Linked DNA regions of Homo sapiens: regions 2 and 3 are each linked to region 1. A link is a loop called in an ENCODE intact Hi-C map of the cell type or tissue named here. Cell type or tissue: heart right ventricle. All regions are shown on one strand.

What was found. Peaks named below come from ENCODE experiments on the same cell type or tissue, not always from the same donor. Only the 100,000 strongest peaks of a DNase experiment are listed, where the experiment ranks them.
Region 2: a loop joins it to region 1, with 2.0 times the contacts of the local background. A loop is called at or near these places in 7 of 110 quality-filtered maps.
Region 3: it touches region 1 in a loop (5-fold over the local background); 3 of 110 quality-filtered maps call a loop at or near these places.

Annotation. Positions count from the first base shown.
Region 1 is chr12:20,373,888-20,381,887 of GRCh38, forward strand. The region is part of intron 1 of PDE3A (phosphodiesterase 3A); the gene reads left to right. Among named protein-coding and RNA genes, the nearest start is that of PDE3A-AS1, 7.6 kb to the left of the region's middle. RefSeq lists a silencer at 908-1,202. In heart right ventricle, a CTCF peak has its summit at 3,306; no DNase peak of the experiment used is centred here; H3K4me3 peaks cover 7,048 bases; H3K27ac peaks cover 8,000 bases.
Region 2 is chr12:20,545,114-20,553,113 of GRCh38, forward strand. The region is part of intron 1 of PDE3A (phosphodiesterase 3A); the gene reads left to right. It also overlaps the pseudogene LOC728688. Among named protein-coding and RNA genes, the nearest start is that of SLCO1C1, 150 kb to the right of the region's middle. RefSeq lists a silencer at 6,222-6,516. In heart right ventricle, a CTCF peak has its summit at 4,195 (motif pointing left); a DNase peak (open chromatin) is centred at 6,834; H3K27ac peaks cover 2,876 bases.
Region 3 is chr12:19,842,747-19,850,746 of GRCh38, forward strand. It overlaps LOC105369682 (a long non-coding RNA gene), which reads right to left and starts at 7,694. Exons shown (of 4, transcript XR_931409.3): 1 at 7,184-7,694; 2 at 1,240-1,317; 3 at 920-1,038. In heart right ventricle, no CTCF peak of the experiment used is centred here; a DNase peak (open chromatin) is centred at 4,775; H3K27ac peaks cover 4,622 bases.

The DNA.
Region 1 (8,000 bases):
GGGAGGCATTGTTATTCTTTGACAAAAAACTTGCTTATTTCTTCTCAAAATGTAGAATACATTGTTTAAATTCCTAAATGCCTGTCAATGTAACATATTGTTCAAATTGAGTAAGTTTCAGAAATAATCACGGACTTTTAATTAAATTGTAGCTTCTACATTTCAGTAGTGTTACTCAGTTTATGGTGATTCAAAGAGCAATATTGATTACTTATGACTTGGTGACAGAATTAAAATTAATTAATGTCAATTTCTGAAAATACTGAAAAGGGAAAACAAGATTTCCTTATCCCTTGGGAAAGGTGAAGGAAAAGAATTTTTTGTGTGTCGGGGGGACAAAAATTGTAATTTTACTTTGTGAATACAGATATTTAAAGCATACTGAAAAAGTTTTTTAAGTGACATAAATAGTCAGTGAATCTATATAAATTTACAGAGGCTGGAAGGAGTGAAAACAGTAATTTTACTCTTTCTGTATTGAGTCGAAAGTGTAAAAAGTTAAAACTGTAGAACTGAAAGAAATGCTGTGTATGCTGGGCTGTCATGTTAATTAAATAAACAACCAGAACAGTGACTCTGTGTATGAAATACATTTTGAAAAGCCTTGGGGGAGGGGGTGCAGGCAGGCAAGGGTGAGTGACACTGGCATGAAAAAACATTCATTCTATCTGCAGTGACATTTGTGTGAATTTGTTGTAGTCTATTAGAAAATTCAGATCTGAGAAATAATCTCTTCAGAGCGCTAGTTGAATAAAGGCTTTACCAAATTGAATTTTACTTCTATTTTAAGCAAGTTCTCATTCTGTCAAGGTAGGATGTTTATAAACCTCAAAATTAGAAGTATGCCTATATATTTTAAGATTTTTCCATTAATATGGTTTGTGTCAGTCAGCCCAGTAGAGTCAATGTTGACTTCATTGAAAACGTGTGTTATTTTATCTATCAAAAGAAAGAGTTTATTTTGGGATTAGGATAGGAGTTGTGTTTTTGAGAAAGAGTTATTGTTGTGAGTTATACTGTCCTGGATGTGTGAAGATAATCAATGCAACTATTGTATCATGCCTTTGCATTGGGCGATGGGGAAATGTCTTATGCTCCCGGAAGTGATGCATAACCCTACAGGTTTATGGTGAATTGTTTACTTAGCTGCCATATGTCTCCTCTTCAGTGGAGTCTTCCTGCTCCATTTCTGTGTGGTGTTTATATCTTCTTAAAAAAACCCTCAAATTGAGATTAAAAAATATTATGCTTATATTCTGCATTCATGTGTTTAATGAACCTCTGTGAAATAATTCTGAAGACCCTCAGAAAGTCCAGTCTCCTATTCTTGCACCTAAAGATGTGTTCCATTAATGTTCAAATGAAGATAATTCCTTTATATAGAAACTTGAATCCTTTTGGTAATTACCTATATATACTTTCATGATAGGTAGTATTTTTTATTAAAGGAGATTTTTTGTTGTTGTTTGTTTTTTTAGTAAGGCTACTATGGAATTGTTTTAACTTTGAACTGAGAATGTATGTTTGTGCTGTTATTGATATAAAATATACAGATTTGATCACTGAGAAAAAAGTCTAACAGATGTGCCTGAGTTGTAGTTTAGAGGAAGATGTGTTGTATGACAATCGTAAAAAATATTAGTTGACCATACCTGTTCATTGTGAATGTATACCACTGTTTTAAAAGAAGATGCTACCCATAGCTAATGTTACCCATTATCCATAAAGGCCTTTGATCAATCAACCTACCAGGTCTCAAATCAACACATTTTATCTGTGCATTAGTCCTTGTGCTAAAAATCAAAAATAATATACAGATAGATGTGACACAGCATTTGTCTCTGCAAAGTTTAGAGCCTAGTGAGATTAATGAGAAGTGAACATAAGAAAAAGGGAAGTCACAGTGAAATATCTTAGATAATGGAGAAATGCATATAATAACTTGGAGCAGGTTTTTAACCTGGCTCCAGGACTCATTCATCTCCTCTCTGAAATTGTATGCAGAACTTCATTTGTTCATTCTTAGGAGCAAAAAGTCTTAGTGTCATAGGTTTTCAGAAGGTCCTCAACACATAGATGGTTAAACATAAATGGCTTAGATTTTAAGCAACTTTACATTTTGAAGACATGGAGAATGTTTTTGAAAATGGAAATTACTTTGGTGTACCTTTACAGTCTGCTCTGAAACAAAGGTAAAATAATATTTCATTTAGGACATGTTACACTTCAAAATAGTACACTGATTGATTGTATTTATGTCGAGTTAGTTTATGACTGTAAATAGCTGGTTGCACTGATATTTTAAATGCTTAATTCTGAAAAGGCTGTAGTTAGTAGACTACAATTAGTCTGATTTTAGAGAGAAGGAAACTGAGAGTTAGCTATATGTGTGAAGATAGCCCAAGGCAAGATGGCTTTTGTCCATTTCCTCTTTGACTTGACTGTGCTACTGAGGAAACAGTAGGAAAGGAGTCAGGCTGCTAACTTTAACCCTGGGTATCATTTGTAATTTTTCCCATGGAGCCAACTCTAAATTCTCATTCAGCATTAGAAGACTGAATAATCAGATTGAGTGTCAGATGTGTAAATAACACAAAACTTGTTAATACCAGGTAGCCTCTGGAATGAATTATTCTTGACTTTGTCACGTAAATGAATATCAGTTGCACTGAAAAGTCTAACTTTGTGGAGTCTTATCAAACAAAAGTATTTAGCAGTGGCTTAAATATTGAATATTTTTATTTTAGATTTTCAATATGTTTATTTTTGTATGTTCAGGATTTCCAAATTCAAGGCAAAGCATAATCTGCAGATTGTTAAGGCATTTCTTCATTAGCAAAAACAGCTGGTAATTTTTTTCACCTGTTATTTTGCAGTGTTTCCTTAGAATTTCATTAAAATATAAGTAAATAGGGTATAATATCAGAGGAGGTCATGAAGAACATTACCATTTCGAAGATGGAAAGCTATTTGAGAGAAGTCACAAACTAAGCAATGTCTGTGTTTTTGATTTGATTAGAGCTGTCATTTGTTATTTAGGAATCTGTGAATGATTATTAAAGCTTTCAAGTATAGCCAGTCCTGCTAACATAATAATAATATTACATTAAGGGCACTCATGTTCTTTCCTCCTGAGAAGATGACTGGTTACAGGGGGCACATATTGTTTGCTGAAGTGTGTGTATGTGCATGTGCATGTGTGTACCTGTATGTGCATTTATGATTTGTGTGTGTGCATGTGTGATTTTCCCCTGGCAGAAAATTGCTTTGGTTGTATCAATTTAGTGAAGAAACAGTGTCACCCAGTGGCTTTGATGAAAACAGTCCTATAAACATTATAGATAAGCACTGTCCAGTAGAAATACAACACAAGCCATACATTTGATTTTACATTTTCTAGAGGCCATACACACCCAAGAAACAGATGAAATGAATTATAATAATATGCTTTATTTAACCCAGCATAGCATGTCAACATGTAATCGGTGTAAAAAAAATGAAATATTTTGCATTCTGTTTTTTTGTGAGTCTAAATATCTTGTGTGTGTTTTACACTTAAAGCACATTTCAGTTTGGCCTAGCCCCATTTCAAGTATTAAATAGACACAGGTGGCTAATGGCTACCATATTGGACAGTGCAGCTCTATATTTTTAAAGATTTGTAATATTTGAGATACTAATGTCACCTCTTCAGTTATAATGAAAAGTCTTTGTAGATTTAATAACAATATACAGTCTTTAAAATTATATGTGTAATCTTGATAGCTCATTTTTGTACCACTCTAATAGTTGCCAAGTCTATTTGCCCTTTTTTCTTCATTTCTCATTATTGCATTTATTTTAAAATATGATTATTTTCATCGGAGGGGGAGATTTAGCAGAGTTCCTTAATAAAAGACCTTTATATTAACCTGATTTATAACACAGTATCAATATTTCCAGTTAATTATGAATTTGCCTTTAGGAGTTTGGTATGTAACAGGGATTGCTTATGGATACACTGTAAACACAACACATGTTCATGATGATTAGTCTATAATTGGGTTATCTAATGTCTCTTTAGAAATGAAAGTGCTTATGTTTGTAGGTCATTATCTTTGTAACTTAGGAAACTAAAAGTCACAAGCCTGCTCCTAGCTTTAATGGATGAAAATTGTAACAGTGTCTGTAAAGGGCTAACTTTTCACTACTGTTTATATAAATACCACTTTCATGGAAACACAATGAAAATGGTTCATTCTGTGTATAGAGCAGATTGGAGATTTTGATAGTGTGGAATTTTTAAAGTAGGAATTTAGATTAGGTGAGTTTTGGAGCCATTTTCTGAGTTCACTCCGGTTTGCAATTTCAAACTGATTTCAGATGAAAAAGTCTGGAAATGTTTAATGTCATGTCCTCTCCATCACCTTTCCTTATACTCTATGAATTCGTTAACAATAGCCGTAATTCCAATTCTACATCAAGAAATAAAGAGAAAATTATATATGGCATTTTACTTTATATATAGATATATAGATTAACTTTTAAAAATACATTTATTATGTGTATAACGTTTATATCTGTGTGTGATGCTTTTAGTGATTGGGACAGGGTATATTACTTATTTTTACACTGCAGATTAATATAGACAGATTTTATATCATAGATACATAGATTTTCACTTACTAGAAATTCTAAAAAGATCAAAAGGCAATAGAATCATGGTATACAAAGAAGCACATTTGGACAAAATGAAATAATGTGGATGCTGGCTCGCTTCTGGTAAAAGCTGACTTAATTTAGAGTTCTTGAAGAAGCTAGCTGAAGAATGAAATGTCATTGTAACACACATCTGTTTCTTGAAAGAGTTTATACTTGAATGTAACTAGTCACTGTTAGCTCTGGCTAATTTTGAAGTTGATTTAAATTAATATAGAGGTTGTTCTGGTACTTTTTTTTTTGGTCAGTCTTTTTCTGTTCTCCATCTCTATCTACATGCACATTTTCTTTCATTTCATTTTCTTTTTACCTAATAGAGTCTTCTCCCTCCGAATGTGTTTAAAATTTTAAGGAATGCCATTCTGTCTCTCCCAGTACCTTGTTAGAATATTGAAATAATTTTATGCAAGAATCTTGTGGTTTTGGTTTAATAGGATTTTAGTAAAAATTTTCCATCTTGTGAAGTAAGTTTAAATAACTGAATATTTATGCTATGTCTGTGGCAAGTGTTTCCTCCTCTCCAGGTATAAACCACTTAAAGAGACCTAATGGAAGTTTGAAGTCATAGAGATATTATTCAGTGGGTAATGTTTAATTCTGTGGCAACAGTTATACAGCTATGTGGAATCAGCATCCTTAGCCCATTTTTAAGCTAGCATGAACACAAATAAATGAAATAGTTTTTATTTTTATCGTATTTTAGAGATCCACTTCAGAAATGCTCTTTAGTGAGCAGTGTTTGTCCTCGTGATATGAAACATCCCCTTGTTTGGGAGTTATTATTTCAGGGTCCAGCCTCAGCAGCAGTCTCTCAGGAAGTTTGGAAGGGAGAGAGCCTGCTGAACTGCTTATGCTGTATTGAGAATTTGCTTTCTAGTCTCAGGAACTAAGGAAGTCAGATTCAGATTAAGACAATTTTTATTATAAAAGGAATCAAATTTTTGTAGCTTCCTTTTCTCAGCCATAAGCATTTCATTTAGAAAATTCTGGCCCAGTGTCTTGCTTATTGTAAGTGCTGGCTGGATGGTAGGAAAAATGGATGAAAAAGAAATAAAAGACTTTTAACCTGAAATATTTATCTCCCCATTCTCCTGAGGTTGAGGTAGTGACTAAGTTGATTTAAGGAAATTTCTATGGGAAGAAGAGAAGAAATAAGACTATCAACAAAGCTATACATTTTCAGTTTTAGTATGGTGTTTACATTTTTGTTACTTAAATATTTTCTTGCATATGTTACATAAGGGGTTGCATTTGCCTGTGCCCTTACTGGTAGGAAATCCCATGTTCAGCATGAGTCCTAGATAATTATTTTTAGCTCACTCTCAACTGAAAATAACCAAAGCTACCACCAAGATCATTGTAGTGTAAACCTTTGAAAAATTTCTGAAATTTGGGTTCATATTTTAGAAAAATAAAATGTCAAGTGTTTTTCACATTCAACTAATAAATTGAGAGAGAACAAACTCTGACTTTATTTTCTTCCATTCCATCCCACAGGGCTCTGACAGGTGCTCTTCAGCTATCACCTTTTTTATACTCTAGTAGTCTGCATTCTTGTTAGAGGTTCTTACTGAATAGCTGTATTTTCTGAAAAGTCTAATGTAAAGCAAATGTTATCTCCTTAGCTTTTAATTGTGATCAATTACAAAACAAAGTTTGAGATGGTTGCTTCCAGAGATGACATTGTGAAATTGACTTTTTAAAAATGTCATCCAACTGCCGTGCTAGTTCCATCATGTGGAATGATCTAGAAATTTGGTAGCATAATTGCAGAATCAAGTTGAACTGAAAAATCAGAAGCTTATAGGGTTTTATTGCAGTGATAAATTTAGCTTTTCAGTCATTTTTCTTTGGTCCACCTACTTTTTAATAGAACTTGACTTGTGAAAATCAAAAAATTTAAGTCAAATAAGAATGTTTTGTTGTTGCAGTTTTAATACTTAGAGAAGATACAGTATTGTTATATCCTCTCACTGAAATCAGAGACATATCTTTTGAGTATGTTAGGCAGATGATCATGACATTAGATGAACTAGGAATACAATATTTAGGAAAAAAGTGATTTCGAACCTTATGGTGTCAAGTTTCTTTTTATCTGTACATGTCAAGTGTTCTCACAGGCAGACTTTTTAGAGAGATTGCTATCACTGACAACTTCCAGAGTTTGAGAGTTTTTTGAATATACTACTTAAAAAAATCTCCATATGGTTTTCATTTGAAAAAACATATTACAAACTGAGACATTCACTATAAATTAAATTGAAATAATCAAAATATAATTAAGCTATTTGTGAGTTTACATTTTGCAAAACATTTTAGAAGCAAAATCATTTAACTTTGTTTGCATTTTGAGACAAGGAGCTAACTGTGTGTATCATCTTGAGTAGTGTCTGTTTTTATTCCTAGGGATTGTTTTCCCTATAATTGGAGTTGTTTTTTGCTAGGTAAGTAGGATCCAAATAACAGCATAGTTATTAAGGCAGTAGCCTCGTTTTGTCCACTTCTCGTCATTCCTTTTTACTTAAATAACAATTAGATTTGCTCATCTTAACCCCTTTACAGAGCTACAGCTAGAGCTTTTAAGTGTTTTTGGTGGAACTTCCTTAAGCAATTAACTAGTCCTAATAAAAAGTGTGAGAATTAGATTGGGAATGTTGGATACATATATAACTAAACACCGATTAAGTAAGTTATCTAAAAAATAAAGTGGCATTCAGATATGAAAACCACCATAAAAATGAGTGCCAAAAACTAATGGTAGTATTTTTGCTTGTGCACAAAGAAGACTAGATCAAAATCAAATGAATAATTCCTCAGTTTTCAAAAAATATTTTATGGTCTTTTGAGGGCATAATATTAGTGCATGTAAAAACTAGAACGCTTTATGATTTGAAAAGAGGAGAAGATGCTGAGAGAGACACTCTTGGAAGCTGGGCAGGAAATCCAGCCATGCATTGCCTCAAGGTCTGTCATTAGATCAAAAGCACTCAGGGGACGATGGTCTGTGTAAGAGGTCCTAATGCTATTCACGAACTCTCCTGACATTCATTAGTTTCCAAGACATTGATTCTTATTCTTTAACTTTTTAGCACATTTATCATTTTCACTTATACATGTATGCTAATAGCAATCTTATGTGAACTTTTACCTCTTATATGACCAGAATTGATTAAAAATGTCGGCAAGTAAGTTTGTTATTTAATATCTCTGAACTTTCTCTATTTTACATTGAATATTTGCTACATTGTAAGCATTACAGTATGACTAGATTCTTCTTTTTTTCTAACTTCTCCCCTGTTGAT
Region 2 (8,000 bases), 170 kb after region 1:
AGCAATAGAAGTTGTAAAAATTTCAAGTAATCAGGATAAACCAGATGTATTAAATGAAAATAATGGAAGCTTTGTAAGATTAGTGGCAGCATATAGGTTTAGAGGAATTATTATCATTGTGATAACAGGGACAGATACAGAATTATGGAAACATTCTAAAGCAGTATATAGGAAGATCATTATCAGAAATAGATAGAGAAATTGTAGTAGAGAGGCTAGAATTTCAAACTCCAGAATATCTGAATTTGCCTCTATCTGAAGCCTTCTCATTCCCAGTGCTTATGAAATTTACACTGGCTGCTATATTGAAATGCTAAGAATCAGAATCAGGGATTTAGTATCAATCAAGTGGATGGAATTTAGCTAGTTATCACCAACTGTGAAAGGAAAAATATCCGTTAAATTCAGTCACAATGCTATATATCAGGCTCTCAGTGATTTTTTAAAGGAGGGTCAATTTTAAGAATTCTAAGGAATCTCTTTGTTCCTGCTAATTTGTCTGAAGGTTTACGAGGAATACAGGAGAAAGCTAAATTGTTTGGGGAACAGTAAGAGATTTAGATTCTGAGAAAGATCCTGGAGGAAAAGCTGGGGCCAGTATGCTGAAAAAGACACAGTCCTCTTGCCCTACCCCAAGAGTAAAGGGCAAGAGGTAGTGGCTGCCAAAAAAAAAAAAACAAAACAAAACAAAACAAAAAAACCTGAAAAAACAAAAAAGTTTTGTGGAGAGATATCGAATGGATATTTATATGGCTTTTTGCTGTATTTTGTATAATGTAATGATGTCCTCTTGTCTCCCCATGAAATCGTCAGTGAAATCAACATCACTTGCTAATACATTGTAGAGTGGGATTGATTTGAGGAGCGGGGAGATGTGATGAAGTAGCTGTAATAGAGGTATTGTGTTTATGAGACTGTGGCTGCTAGTCACATCTGTTTTACCCACACGAGGCTGATGTGGTCTTCTAGTTTGTAAATTATGATATGCAGGCGGTTCCTGCCAGCAGAGATTTAAAAAAAATTATGCAGGTGGGTAAGTCTTTTTCAGCACCACCTGTATTAGGTCTTTCTAGATCCCAAATCCCAGTATTGACGACTGGAGGGCTGATAAACAGTATATGGCAACCCCAGGAATTCTGTTAGCTTCTTTGGCCTAAGCCCCGGACCAAATGCAGACTTCCACTCTTACTTTTCTGAAGAGTGCAAGGTAATTTTGACATTCTTACTCCGTTAATAAGAAGAGACCCAGGAAAGGACCACCAAAAAAAAAAAAGAACAATTTCCCAAAATGACTAGACAGGTGCTGAGACTGGCCTAAACTATCAGAGATCTTCCCAATCCAGAGCACTGACCTCTGCTAGAGCCTGCAGTCAGGGGAGACATACAGTTCAGGCTCATCTTCTCACATGGAATGCTGCAGAGAGCAAATATAGGTAGCATAGAAATTAAGGAAAAAGAGTATGCCAAGGAAAGAATCCAATCAAACATGCCCAGGTTAAAGAAGTGCTTTTAGTTTCTTATCAAATCAAAAACCGTGTGCTCGTCAGAGTAAATGTGGTTCTAAAAGGCAACCCCTGCTCTCATGCATTTTGTGACTCTTGAAAAACAAAACCCATATGTAAAGGGACAATAAAATTGTACTATTTAGTATGACTAATATAAGGGTGTCTTTGTGGCATGTGGTGCATATTCTATAAATTCTTGTTGTATTGAATGGAATTAAGTAAGAGTTTGGGGACAGAAGAATCCCTGGTGTATTAGTATTTCCCTAGATAATTTTTTCTTGTAATTTTGAATTAATGAAGCTAATAATTAACTTGTAGACCAATTTTATACTAAAGGAAAATAGTAAATACCAAATATATAGCTATGATCACAAAGATCCAATCCCTTTTTAAATTTAACATAGAGATGCTTTGCTGCTCCTAAGGTACCATTCCTGCTCCCGCCTCAGAGCCTTTACATCTTCTATTTCCTCTGTCTGGCATGCATTTCCCCCAGGTTTGTGTGTCTGGCTCTTTATACAATTATCTGATAAAATGTCACTTTTTTCAGAAAGGACTTTTTCGATCTACTGTACTTATATAAACTTACCTCTGCTTCCAGCCCCTACCATCCATTACCCCCACTTGTTCTCCCTTCGTTTATTCTATTCTAAGCTTCTTTATAGCTTTATCATCACCTGGTATACTATGTTTCTGTGTTTATCTTCTTCCTTCACTAAAATATAATAGCCAGGAGGCAGAGATACATCTTGTTTTGTTCAATGGCATACAGTTTGTGCCTAGAACAGTGCTTTGCACATAATATGCATACAATACATATTTACTTAATGAGTACATGATGAAATAGAAAGTGGACTGTGTGGTAACCTTTACATCCTTATATGTATATTAGTTTTATATGTCTTCAGAAATATGTTTTAGCCATCTTCAGCTGCTGTAAAAGAATAGTTTTCTTGAGAGTAGTGCAAAGATAACTGTGGTGACTATTACTTTCCATCGTTATCCTCTTTTTTTCATATCTAAAACTTCTCACCTCTTTAAGGTACACACAAATAATAATTTTTTATTTCCCATCTAGTTACAGTCCTCCTTCAGCTTTCATCCCTTTAGTAATAGTTGTGGTGAATTTTTTCTCCCGAGAAGCCCCTAAAAAGGCGTTCATTTTTACGTAAACAAACAACAGGAGAAAAACATATAAACATGAAAGCAAAATATTTTACCTACAGAAATATATTTTCAGCAATCTATTTCTCATGCTATTGTTAAAAATATCTCTGCTTGGATAGAACCTTTTTGTTTCCATGCTGACTTCTTCTTTGCTTCTCCTGTGAACTTTTTAAATTCTGTGTTTGGCAGCAGTTTTGTTTTCCTTGGAGCTAAGTACTGTGTAACATACTGTTAGCTGAAGGCTGTGATGTAGAAATTTATTATTAAAAATAAAAGACGGAGAGAAGAATTTATTCCATAAGGATCAAAATGACTTAGTGTCAAAGCAGTTAGGATTTTCAAAATGCTTTCTATAACAGATTGTGTTTCTTTTCAAGGAAGTTTACTTTGTTTGCCAGGAATAAATTTAAGGGTCTTCATTGTGCCTATCTTGGTTAATGAGAACTGAGAAGAGAAGAAACATTCTCTTTTAAAAAAAATTTTTTTTAGAGAATTTCTTCATCAGACGGAAAGATTTTATTTGCCATTTGCAGGCATAACCTTGGTGACCTATATATCCCCAGACCTTCTGGTAAGATGCTTATTAAAATGTCATTACCCAGAGGAGTAATCATAAACTAGCCAGAGGGTATTTTTTATAGATGGTGAGAGACAAACATTTTTTTTCTCCCTGAATTAAGTAGTTATGTACTCTTATCAACTAGAATATATTTAAACTTACTTTTATTTATTTTTCCAGTCTCAATCTCTCCCTCTCTGTTTTATGTTTCTAGCAACTTTATGTAACTAATCTTAAAATCATTAGCATTCCTTCTCCAAAAAGAGTATCATATCATCTTAATAAAGTTTCTCTTTTCCCAGAATTGCTTAAGTAGCATGCTGCTATTCATTTCTCTTGAAAGTTTAGTCAAAATGAATTATTTTGCAAAAAGGAAAATTCCACAGTTTCTATTTCTTTTCCTCATTGTCTGTGGCCCATTAACGTCTTTTATCTGCTACTATGATAATGTCAAATGATTACTTTGGTCATCTGCAACTTAACACTAATCTTATCTGTTTAATTGAAAGGATGTTTTGACTTTCTCTTTGAAATAATATCAACATCATTTTGCACTTAATTCTGAAATTCATTGACCTCAATGTGCAAGCTGTCTTCTTTACTATTTATTGTGAATAACCATTTTTTTTTATTTGTTGTAATCACACATCAAGAAAGGGCTAGGGAGATGTCTTTGTGAAACATTTATCCCTATGGTTCTGTTTAATAGGAGTACTTACCAGTAGCTAAATGCCTCATTTTATTTTAAATAATCTGTAATATTAAGTCAGTTTATCACACTATGAGTAGTTTTTTTTAATGGATTCTGACAATATGCTGCTTATTGTAGTCTTTCATCCTTTATCTGAGAACTATGTTTTTATGACAGTAAAATATTTTTTATACAAATAGGATAAAAATTCATATGCTGTCATGCGCTAATATGAAGTTTATCCTTACATCTCCCACTCTCCACCCCATGCCCCATCTAGTGGCCAGAATGCTGTAATCGTGGGAAGGAATAAAGCTCTGACACTATGCAGTCCCTACCCCCATCATTGCCTCTTTCTTTGCATTAAAAAAAAAAAAAAGAAAATACACTGAAATAATAAATGCTAAATTTTGGCTCAGATTATTTTAATTAGAAATGGAAGTTTAATGATAAACACTTTGTATTCTTCAAATCCAAAAGGAGAAATATCCTGTTTACTTCCTTTGGTGCTCTTATTGACTGTAGAACATTACAGTATCTCATTTGTCATATGCAGAGTTCATTCTTTTTGAATATATTTCACATAGGATGTAGATTTCTGTAACATTTTTTATTACTTTGAAAAAAGTAGCCATAGTGTACATTTTAAAATACTACCACATTCTTGGTCAGCTCATACCTTTCAAATATAATATAAAGATGATATTAATATATAAATAAGAATGGAAAAGAATTTCTTTGCCCTGCATATTTCTCAGTTTGTTATATAATGCTAGGAAATAACTCTCTGATACATAACACACTTGGCAAATTTTACTGTTTTATGCTTTAAAAGAAAAAGTCAAATTTAGATAGTGAATTTTTTGAAATGCATCTTACAAGCTCTGATTTGCAAATTACCAAATTGATCTTATCTTCTGGAGTAAATGATGACCCAAATTAGTCTACATTTTGAGTGTTTTTGTTCTTTGACTAAAATCGTCATCGTTAAGATAATTAATGGCAGAAGGCAGTGAATTACATGCTTTCCTCATTTTAATTCTGGTCCTACAAAAATGTTTCCTTTTTGACTTACTGTCATCATGAAATATTCTCTCTTAAATCAATATATTGTGGATTATAACTTGTGTTTGTAAGATTTATTTACCTCTTTTAGTTGTGATAGGAGAATTTACCACCTTATTTTGATCCTGTTAGTTTAAACTCATTAGCAAGGAGGATAACAGTGTTAATAGTCAGCATTTTGTAAATCTTCCAGAAGATTTTGATAAATCATTTCACTAGAAGCCTATTGCTCAATTTATTGCCACTTTAAAGTTGCCAAAAATAATGAGCTCATCTTCCTATTTTAATGTAAGGTATTGTCAATGTTTGAAATGTGTCAAGAATTGTTTTTGATAGTTCTAGTGAACAACTAATGTTTCTAAATCATACTACTTATTTCATTAGTTAATTATTGCTTGTGAACCATATTATAATCATCTTTAGTATCAATAAATATTTTTGAGATGATATAATGCCAGTAAATCCATAAATTAAAAAATTAAAGCATTAAAGAAATATCTACTATGTAAGCATTCAATTTTATATAATGATTATCTGGGTCAGTGTACCCAAAATTGTGTGCTAGCCAAACTACAATTAAATCATCATGATAATTCCAAGGCTTAAAACAATTGACTATGTCTGTTAAAAATGAGTAGCTTAAAATTCATTAAATTACTTTGTTATGTTTTTTACCTATTATACTGTGAACATTTCACATGTTCTTTTTTATAAAGGCCTTGGAAGCCAAATTTTAATTGCTCTATGGTATCATTTTGTATACCGTAATCTATTGAGTAATTTCCCTTTTGTTGGATAAACAATTAGTAGCACATTATAGTTACTGGATTTTTAGATCTTAGTTTACTGGTTCAAAGGGTATGAATTTTTAATAATATATGTATTATATATATTTTATATGTGTGTAAATATATATATACAATGTGTATAAATATATATTTGTTATATAGTAGCAATATATATGCTTAGTTTACTCCCTGTTTTCCAAATATTCAACATTATTAATTTGCAAATATAATAGGCAATAGTAGTATCTTGTCATTGTTTATATTGAATTTCTTTTACTTCCAATAAAGTTAAATGTCTTTCCATAGATCTATTTATTTTGTAAGTTGTTCTCACTCTTCCCTCAGTTTTTTACTAGGGTTGGGATTCTTTCAAATTTGTAAGAACCCTTGATATCTTGAAGATATTATTCTTTACCTAAGTTTACTACAGATATTTTACCAATGTGACATTTGTGCAAATACTCTAAAGTTTTATATAGCCAGATCAATTTGTCCTCTTTTGTAATAAAAAAAAAAAGTCTTTAAAAAAAGATTTACGGACAGGATTGACAGATTGATAGCTCTTTCTCGATTCCGTGGGTGGTGGTGCATGGCCGTTCTTAGTTGGTGGAGCGATTTGTCTGGTTAATTCCGATAACGAACGAGACTCTGGCATGCTAACTAGTTACGCGACCCCCGAGCGGGTCTGCGCCTGCCACCTGTGCGGGGGCCGGCAGGACCCCGACAAGCAGCTCATGTGCGATGAGTGCGACATGGCCTTCCACATCTACTGCCTGGACCCGCCCCTCAGCAGTGTTCCCAGCGAGGACGAGTGGTACTGCCCTGAGTGCCGGAATGATGCCAGCGAGGTGGTACTGGCGGGAGAGCGGCTGAGAGAGAGCAAGAAGAAGGCGAAGATGGCCTCGGCCACATCGTCCTCACAGCGGGACTGGGACAAGGGCATGGCCTGTGTGGGCCGCACCAAGGAATGTACCATCATCCCGTCCAACCACTACGGACCCATCCCGGGGATCCCCGTGGGCACCATGTGGCGGTTCCGAGTCCAGGTCAGCGAGTCGGGTGTCCATCGGCCCCACGTGGCTGGCATCCATGGCCGGAGCAACGACGGAGCGTACTCCCTAGTCCTGGCGGGGGGCTACGAGGATGACGTGGACCATGGGAATTTTTTCACATACACGGGTAGTGGTGGTCGAGAGCTTTCCGGCAACAAGAGGACCGCGGAACAGTCTTGTGATCAGAAACTCACCAACACCAACAGGGCGCTGGCTCTCAACTGCTTTGCTCCCATCAATGACCAAGAAGGGGCCGAGGCCAAGGACTGGCGGTCGGGGAAGCCGGTCAGGGTGGTGCGCAATGTCAAGGGTGGCAAGAATAGCAAGTACGCCCCCGCTGAGGGCAACCGCTACGATGGCATCTACAAGGTTGTGAAATACTGGCCCGAGAAGGGGAAGTCCGGGTTTCTCGTGTGGCGCTACCTTCTGCGGAGGGACGATGATGAGCCCGGCCCTTGGACGAAGGAGGGGAAGGACCGGATCAAGAAGCTGGGGCTGACCATGCAGTATCCAGAAGGCTACCTGGAAGCCCTGGCCAACCGAGAGCGAGAGAAGGAGAACAGCAAGAGGGAGGAGGAGGAGCAGCAGGAGGGGGGCTTCGCGTCCCCCAGGACGGGCAAGGGCAAGTGGAAGCGGAAGTCGGCAGGAGGTGGCCCGAGCAGGGCCGGGTCCCCGCGCCGGACATCCAAGAAAACCAAGGTGGAGCCCTACAGTCTCACGGCCCAGCAGAGCAGCCTCATCAGAGAGGACAAGAGCAACGCCAAGCTGTGGAATGAGGTCCTGGCGTCACTCAAGGACCGGCCGGCGAGCGGCAGCCCGTTCCAGTTGTTCCTGAGTAAAGTGGAGGAGACGTTCCAGTGTATCTGCTGTCAGGAGCTGGTGTTCCGGCCCATCACGACCGTGTGCCAGCACAACGTGTGCAAGGACTGCCTGGACAGATCCTTTCGGGCACAGGTGTTCAGCTGCCCTGCCTGCCGCTACGACCTGGGCCGCAGCTATGCCATGCAGGTGAACCAGCCTCTGCAGACCGTCCTCAACCAGCTCTTCCCCGGCTACGGCAATGGCCGGTGATCTCCAAGCACTTCTCGACAGGCGTTTTGCTGAAAACGTGTCGGAGGGCTCGTTCATCGGCACTGATTTTGTTCTTAGTGGGCTTAACTTAAACAGGTAGTG
Region 3 (8,000 bases), 530 kb before region 1:
TTTTGAATATTATCTTTGTACTAGATAACATGATAAATTGGGTGACCATGTGCCTAGGTTTATGCCCCTTGTCCTGGTGTAATTTTTAATAGTATCTTCTTATATTCTCAAATGGATCCTCGTTTGGACGATGAATTATATGATGATCAGGGCTTTAGCCAAAATTACTTAATTTAACCCTCACAGCAATTCTGTGAGGTGGATGTTATTACCCCTACTTTTCAAATGAAAAACTATCACTTGGAAAATATTAAGGAATTTAAAGTTTCATTGCTTATAAGTGACTGAGTAATTTTATCCTGGTGTTCTGACTTCAGATGTGTTCAGTGTACCTTGATGCTCAGATCAAGTGTCACTGTTTATGGAAAACTGTTGCCAACCCAATCCTCCACATTGTTTCTCCTAGAGACCCGTGGGCTTGTATTTACTGCTGAAGAATTACATTATACACATAAACATGTGCATGTCTGAGGTTTCTCTCATTGGACCCTCTTCCATCCTGAAAACAAAGACCCTGTTCTATTTATGACAGTGCCAGCAATGTTTAGAACGGGTTGACTGTGCACATGTTTATATGTACCCACATTGTATTTAGTAGCGTGCTTGCTGATAAAGGATGAAGAGACTTAGTGTCCAGTTTGAGCTTCTAGACATGTTAGCTATGTGACTTTGAACAAATTTTATTTTTTTCTGAGCCAGATCCTATCTAAATTTCAGAGGTTGGAAAGATTGGTGGGGGTAATGTAAGACAAGAAAAAGAGTTCTAGGCCGGGTGCGGTGGCTCACACCTGTAATCATAGCACTTTGAGAGGCCGAGGTGGGCGGATCACCTGAGGTCAGGAGTTTGAAACTAGCCTCAACATGGAGAAACCCCGTCTCTACTAAAAATACAAAACTAGCCGAGTGTGGTGGTGCATACCTGTAATCCCAGCTACTCGGGAGACTGAGGCAGGAGAGTTGCTTGAACCTGGGAGGCGGAGGTTGCAGTGAGCCAAGATCGCACCATTGCACTCCAGCCTGGGCGACAAGAGTGAAACTCTGTCTCAAAAAAGAAAAGAAAAAGAGTTCTATTTGTAGAATGCTTCTCTTTGTCAGGTACTGCACTAAACCCTTTAGAAGAGTTAGTCTTTACCAGGGCCTCCATGATAGGGATCTTATGGGGTTTGAAATGTTGACTGTCTTGCCCGAGGTTACAGAGCCAAGAAATAGTATGTAGAGACAGGGCTCAAACCCACCTACCTGAAAAATGCTTTTTTATGTTGAAATTCCATGTCCAAAGGTAGTAGAAACAGCTGAAGGAATCTTGGGAGTTCTCAGCTAAAGGGTTTTAATGTTAAGTGTTAAATTTGTGTTTTGCAGTCTGCTAGGAATCAGCAGCTTTTTCATTTCCTTCATTTACAGGCATTGCTCTCTAAAATTGCTTGTATTGCAGGACCAGAAGTCAAGCATCTGATCTAAGTGAAACTCTGAAAGCCTCTTTCTGACTATGCTTCCAACAGAACTATGGGTACTATTGCATAGCTGAAGGCAATATTGTATGAGGTTTGAGCCCAGATTTTGGAATAGGTAACTGATAATAATGCTCCTCACATTGAGTCAGTGAGGATTTTTGCAGACACTTTGTGGTGCTTAATTTTATGTGACAATTTGACTGGGCTAAGGGATGCCCCGAGAGCTGACACAGCATTATTTCTGGTATGTCTGTAAGTGTGTTTCTGGAAGAGATCAGCATTTGAACCAGGAGACTGAGTAAAGATCATCCCCTTGTGAATTTAACCTAAAATTAGAAAAGGAAAAAAAAGGATCCCTCTCACCAATGTTTGTGGTGATCATCTCATCTGCTAAGAGCCAGGTTAGATAAAAAGGCAGAGGAAGAGTGAATTTACTCTGAGCTGGGACATCCATCTTCTCCTGGCCTTGGACATTGGTACTCCTGGTTCTTGAGCCTTTGGACTCAAGCTAGGACATGGAACATTGGCTCCTCTGGTTCTTAGGCCTTTGAGTTTGGACCAGAACTACGCCATTGACTTTCCTGGGCCTCTGGCTTGCAGATAGCAGTTTGTAGGACTTCTCAGCCTCTGTAATTTCATGAGCCAACTCCTCATAATACCTCTCTTTTGATATATCTATATATATAATATTGGTTCTGTTTCTGTGGAGAACCTTGATGAATACAAAAGGATAACTGATAACAATGCTCTCTTGACTGAGTCAGTGAGTAATTTCATAATGAAAAGTTAACGTGCTTTCTGGGCTTGAAGAATTCTTTCTTTAAAAAATAAGTATAAAAATTAAACTTGAGCATAACAACAACAAGAACAAACAACAACAAAATCCTTTGGTTACAATAATTCCATTACTGTAAAGCAATACACTGCCTCTTATCCAAGCCTGCTTTTGGATGTTGAGGTTCCACTGAGACAGCCTAAGGGTGTACAGCATTTTGTACAGTGCTTTATGTGAGGGTAGGTGCTTAATAAGAATTCATTGAAAGACAATCAATATGTACAGATGATTCAAACAATTTGAAGTTGTTTCATTCAGTGGCATTTGCTTTTTTATTTTAATTTTACTTTAAGTTCTGGGGTACACGTGCAGAACGTGCAGGTTTGCTACATTGGTATACATGTGCCATGGTGGTTTGGTGCCCCTATCAACGTATCATCTAGGTTTTAAGCCTCACATGCATTAGGTATTTCTTCTAATGCTATCCCTCCCCTTGCCCCCCACCCACCAACGGGCCCCAGTGTGTGATGTTTCCCTCCCTGTGTCCATGTGTTCTCATTGTTCAACTCCCACTTATGAGTGAGAGCATACAGTGTTTGGCTTTCTGTTCCTGTGTTAGTTTGCTGAAAATGATGGCTTCCAGCTTCATCCATGTCCCTGCAAAGGACATGAACTCATTCTTTTTTATGGCTGCATAGTATTCCATGGTGTATATGTGCCACATTTTCTTCATCCAGTCTATCATTGATAGGCATTTGGGTTGGTTGCAAGTCTTTGCTATTGTAAATAGTGCTGCAATAAACATACTTGTGCACGTGTCTTTGTAGTAGAATGATTTATAATCCTTTGGGTATATACCCAGTAATGGGATTGCTGGGGCAAATGGTAATTTCTGGTTCTAGCTCCTTGAGGAATCACCACACTGTCTTCCACAATGGTTGAACTAATTTACCCTCCCACCAACAGTGTAAAAGCATTCCTATTTCTCCACAGTCTCTCCAGCATCTGTAGTTTCCTGACTTTTTAATAATTGCCATTCTAACTGGCATGAGATGGTATCTCATTGTGGTTTTGATTGGTGTTTCTCTAATGACCAGTGATGATGAGCTTTTTTTCATATGTTTGCTGGCCACACGTATGTCTTCTTTTGAGAAGTTTCTGTTCGTATCCTTTGCCCACTTTTTGATAGGGTTGTTTGTTTTTTTCTTGTAAATTTGTTTCAGTTCCTTGTAGATTCTGGATATTAGAGACATTTGCTTTTTACTAGAGGAAAATGCCTTTATTCTGGGATTCTTAGTATGAGGTCTATAAACTGTTACAATCCTATAGATGAGTTTCATGAACTAAAAAATCTTCTGCACATTTGCCAAATTGTACATATAATCATCTTTTTAAGAAACCAAGTTCATAATTTTTATCAGAATCTCAAAGGCATTTTCCCTTCATACTTACTTTAATGCGCACCCTTCCAATATCTTACACCTCTTAAGTCCTACCTGAGTTGGTATCTGTCCACTTACCTACCTAGAAGAGAGTTTCTTTGTTATGCAACAAACACTGCAACTGTAATGCTAAATGAAAAAAAAAATTGATTTATGTAAGCTGGCCTGTGTCGTTTTTGTGATATCTGGCCTTACTTCTAAGATACTCTAAAATCATTAGAGATAACATGACTGTGGGCCTGAAAAGTTTCTATAGGTATTTTCTTTTTGAACCATATACTAAACATGGTTGAGTAAAGATCATTTGTCTGTCAGCCTTACTAAAGATAAAATGGAATGTGGAGGTTGGTTGCTCAAGAATGAATCATCTCCTTACCGCTAGAATTATTCCCCTCAGCAAAAGGTATGCTGTGCTTAGTTGAGAAAAACGTGGAAGCTGCTAGATTTTAGGTTATAGAATTTTTAGTCTCTATCATTCAACACTTGAAATAGAAATGTTCTGGTAGTGAAGCTCACAAAAATATAAGCAGTTCTCATAAAGAAACAGGAAATTTAATGTGTGTGATTATTTCCACTATGTTAATTTACAGCAAAAAATGGCCTATTTTTTTTCTGTCCACTTTGGAGTTGAAAGGAATATTTTTAAAAACCCAAGTTAGTGGAATTTTTAAACCAGTTTTGATCGTGAATATTTTAGTCTAAATATTTCTCTCTGGAAATAATCAAGATTGTTTACAGTTTTAAAGTTGTTTCAGAACAGTATCAGGATTAATTAATACAGTTAATATGTCAAATTTCTTTTGAAATATTCAAGCTTTGTTTGAGTTTTATTTTTCTGCCCTGGATGCCTGAGAAATTGAAAGAGTGTAAGAACAGTTGGCATAGACCTTTCCTTCTTGAATTCAGTTAAGCTTATCACAAACTATGTCATGGCCAGAGCTTAACGCGTTGTTCCCCTTCCAGAAAACTATTTGCCAAATATAACACAGTTCAGATGGTGGGAAAACTGTGAAGCGTTCACATTTAACCTAGACTTCTCCCCCAGTGTACAAGTTTAGAGATGAAGAAAACATGCTGATAAATCAGCATACCTGCCCGCCACCTCCCCCACTTCTGAAAACCACAAAAGCAGAAGCAGCCATTATTGGATCCTTGACGTGGAGTTTTCTGCTCTGAGCCTATTTGGAGCTGTCGGTTAACAATTTGAAACAACATGTGAGGGTGAAGGGTGCCTGGATGGATAACTATGAATGTTATTTAAAAAATATGATGCTGCCTAAAGACTACAGCCAGCTATCTGGCCTGTGAATGTGGAGACTCTTTCATCTTCGTCTCATTTGGTAATTAGCACACTGACCCTGTGCAGACTAGAAGCATAAAAAAACATTTTGAAAAGTGCAGAGGAAGAAGGAGGATTAAGACAAACATTTATATAACCAGGAAAAATGACCCAGGAAAGACGGGAAATCTGGTGACACTCTGTTTATCCACAGTAATGTTAAAATAGTTTGCAAGTGAAACAAAGCAGATCCCTTGAATAAATCACTGAGAAAGTAGAAGGATCGACCAACAGCCAAGATCATGTCACGAGCTATCCGTGTGATGTGATCCTCCCCTATTATACCAGACTGATGGCTTTCCATTGAATATCACCTCTCTCTTTTGTCTCTCCAGCTTTTTCCATCATGGAATTATGTGAAAGTGGGCTGCTGTAAATAGGAATTGGAAGGGGTTGAAGACGGCATAAATTATTAGGAAAGGGGAGAGTATCAGGATGTTTGGGCTCTAATTAACACCCAAACATTAATTTAAATCAGAGGCAGTTTAATGAATGTTGAATATCTGAAAAAAAAAAACTTCATAGCAATTTCATGAGGGGCAAAATCTCAGTTGTTTTTCTAGGTCATCTGCACTATGAGAAGATTTGCTCTTCTGAGGTTAGCAAAATTGGTGTTGGTCTCTGTCTAAAAGCTGAAGCAAGCCAGGTGTGGTGGTGCACGCCTGTAGTCCCAGCTACTTGGGAGGCTGAGGTGGGAAGATCACTTGAGCCCAAAAGTTCAACTCCAGCCTGGATGACATAGCATAGACCCCTGTCTCTTAAAAAATCAAAAGCTGAAGCATACAAGCTATCAGAAAGTTAACTGAACTTTCTTAACTTTTATATAAGTGGCTTTGGTTCAGTGCCAGGTAATTATCTCCAGGGAAAGATAAGCTCTTTTGCAAGCAGTTTTCAAAAGTTTGATGGTCTAACTGCTTGCCAGTTAGATGCTAAGAGCCCTAGCCTGGCATGATGAAGGATGCCGCTTATTTGTAAACCACATTCTTCTGTCATCAGGATTCCGAGAGAAGTCTGTGGAATGGTTTACATGGACTTTGCATTTATGCATTCATTTATGAATAGAATTGCTCAGGTGTGGAAGAGACAAGCAAACAACAGTTCCTTGTCCTCAAGAAACTCATCATCTGTTAGAGAAGTAAAAATTTAAATAATCATACAAATTGAGGAAGTACAAAATGTGAAAAAGACTAATTAAATGACAAATTAGCATTTTAAGTAATAATTGCTCTGAATTCAAGGGAGGTAGAGATCAAACAGGCTAGAGTAATTATGAAAGTTTTTGTGGAAGACAGGGGCCTTTCATACCACCTCACATTCATATAGTGCTTTATGGAAACGTGGATTTTACATACATCATCTCTTATTTGAGTTTCACGTTTTTACTGCCATTTAAAGTTGAGGAAACTTAGGCCTCGAGAGAGAGGAAATACTGGCTAACTTTCACACAGGTAGTAATGAGTCCTCACATCCAAGTTTTTCACTTAAAGTCCAAGACTATTTCTGCAGCTCTGGGGCCTCCTTAGTAAATAGGTAATATGCTTAATCTTCATTACTTGAAATTTGCCAACTGCTCATGTTTATTTGCAACCCTCAAATCAATACTTGTGATCCATTTGCAGTCATTTGAGGTCATATGCAGAGGGGTGAAAGAGTTCACTCGCCCAACGGGCACACTCCTAGCTGAGGCCAAACAAGGTGACACTCTGCCTTATTTCTGTTCTCATGCTATAAACAAGTGTCCTTCTTGCAGTCTACTTAGTGCCAGACTTTTAGCATTTTTGTACTTTTTGTTGATGATTTCCCTGTTTAAACATCCCCCAAGCATAGTGTTGGAGTGCTGTCTAGTGTTCCTAACCACAAGGGGACTATGATGTGTCTTGTGGAGAAAATGTTGTGTTAGATAAGCTTCATTCAGGCATGGTCACAGTGCTGTTGGTTGTAAGACCAACGTTAATGAAATAACACTATATATGTTAAATATGATGTCGTTAAACAGAAACACACATAAAACAAGGTTATGTATTGATCAACTGACAAAAATGTTGTGACCAGAGGCTGGAAGGAACCTAACCCTATATTTCCTCTAAGAGCAATTTTTTCGTATTCACTAATTAAGTGTCCAAGGTGACTTTATAGAACATAACTACCACAAATAACAATCATTAACTGTACTTACATTGAGTGGAAAAATGTTGGGAGGCTATTGTAGGCAAGAAAATAGTTTGAGCAAATGAATAGAGTTGGATAAATTAGTCATTGTTTAAAATAGAGAACAGGCATTGCTAACTGGAATCAAGGTGCAAGAGCAATTGCAGTAGATAAGGTTTAAGATGCCAGATTGTGGGGGGTCCATTATATCCAGCTGATGATTTTGGACTGAATCTTGTAAATGGATTTGGAGCAAGGATGTCATAAAAACCTCTCTGGGAGAAAAAGAATTTGGTAGGGATGAGCAGGAAGAATTGGGCTGGGAAAAAAGGCAGCAAGGAGAGTTCTCGCTATGCACCCGCCTCAGCTGACAGGGATTTATTGGTGGAACAGGAAGCCAGTCCTCTCCAGGACTTGATGGTTGATACTGAAGCCACAGAGTGAGGGAGAAGCTGACAGAGGTGAAGCCATTTCAGGGAACTGGAGGAAGGTCAGGGAGAAAATTCAAAATAACAAGGAAGGCAATTTAGGAAAGATCCTTAACTGAATGACGAGCCAGTGTAAATTTTGAAGTCTGTGGGTGGTGTGGTTGCACTCCTTCATGTGTGTGAAAACAAGGTTCTGAGAAGACTAGGCAACCCCAGGGGTAGCCATGGAGACTGTGGAAAACAATTCCAAATATGTGTGTTTAGTTTCGGGAGCTGGCTCATCTGGATCCCTGTGTAATTTAACAGTTATAGCAAATTTCTAAGTCAAGAAGAACCAGACTATTCCTTGTTAGGCTTATCTTTTCTTAGGGCTATTATTTGAAGTTCATCGTTTTCCATTCAGTTTCAAATCTTGTA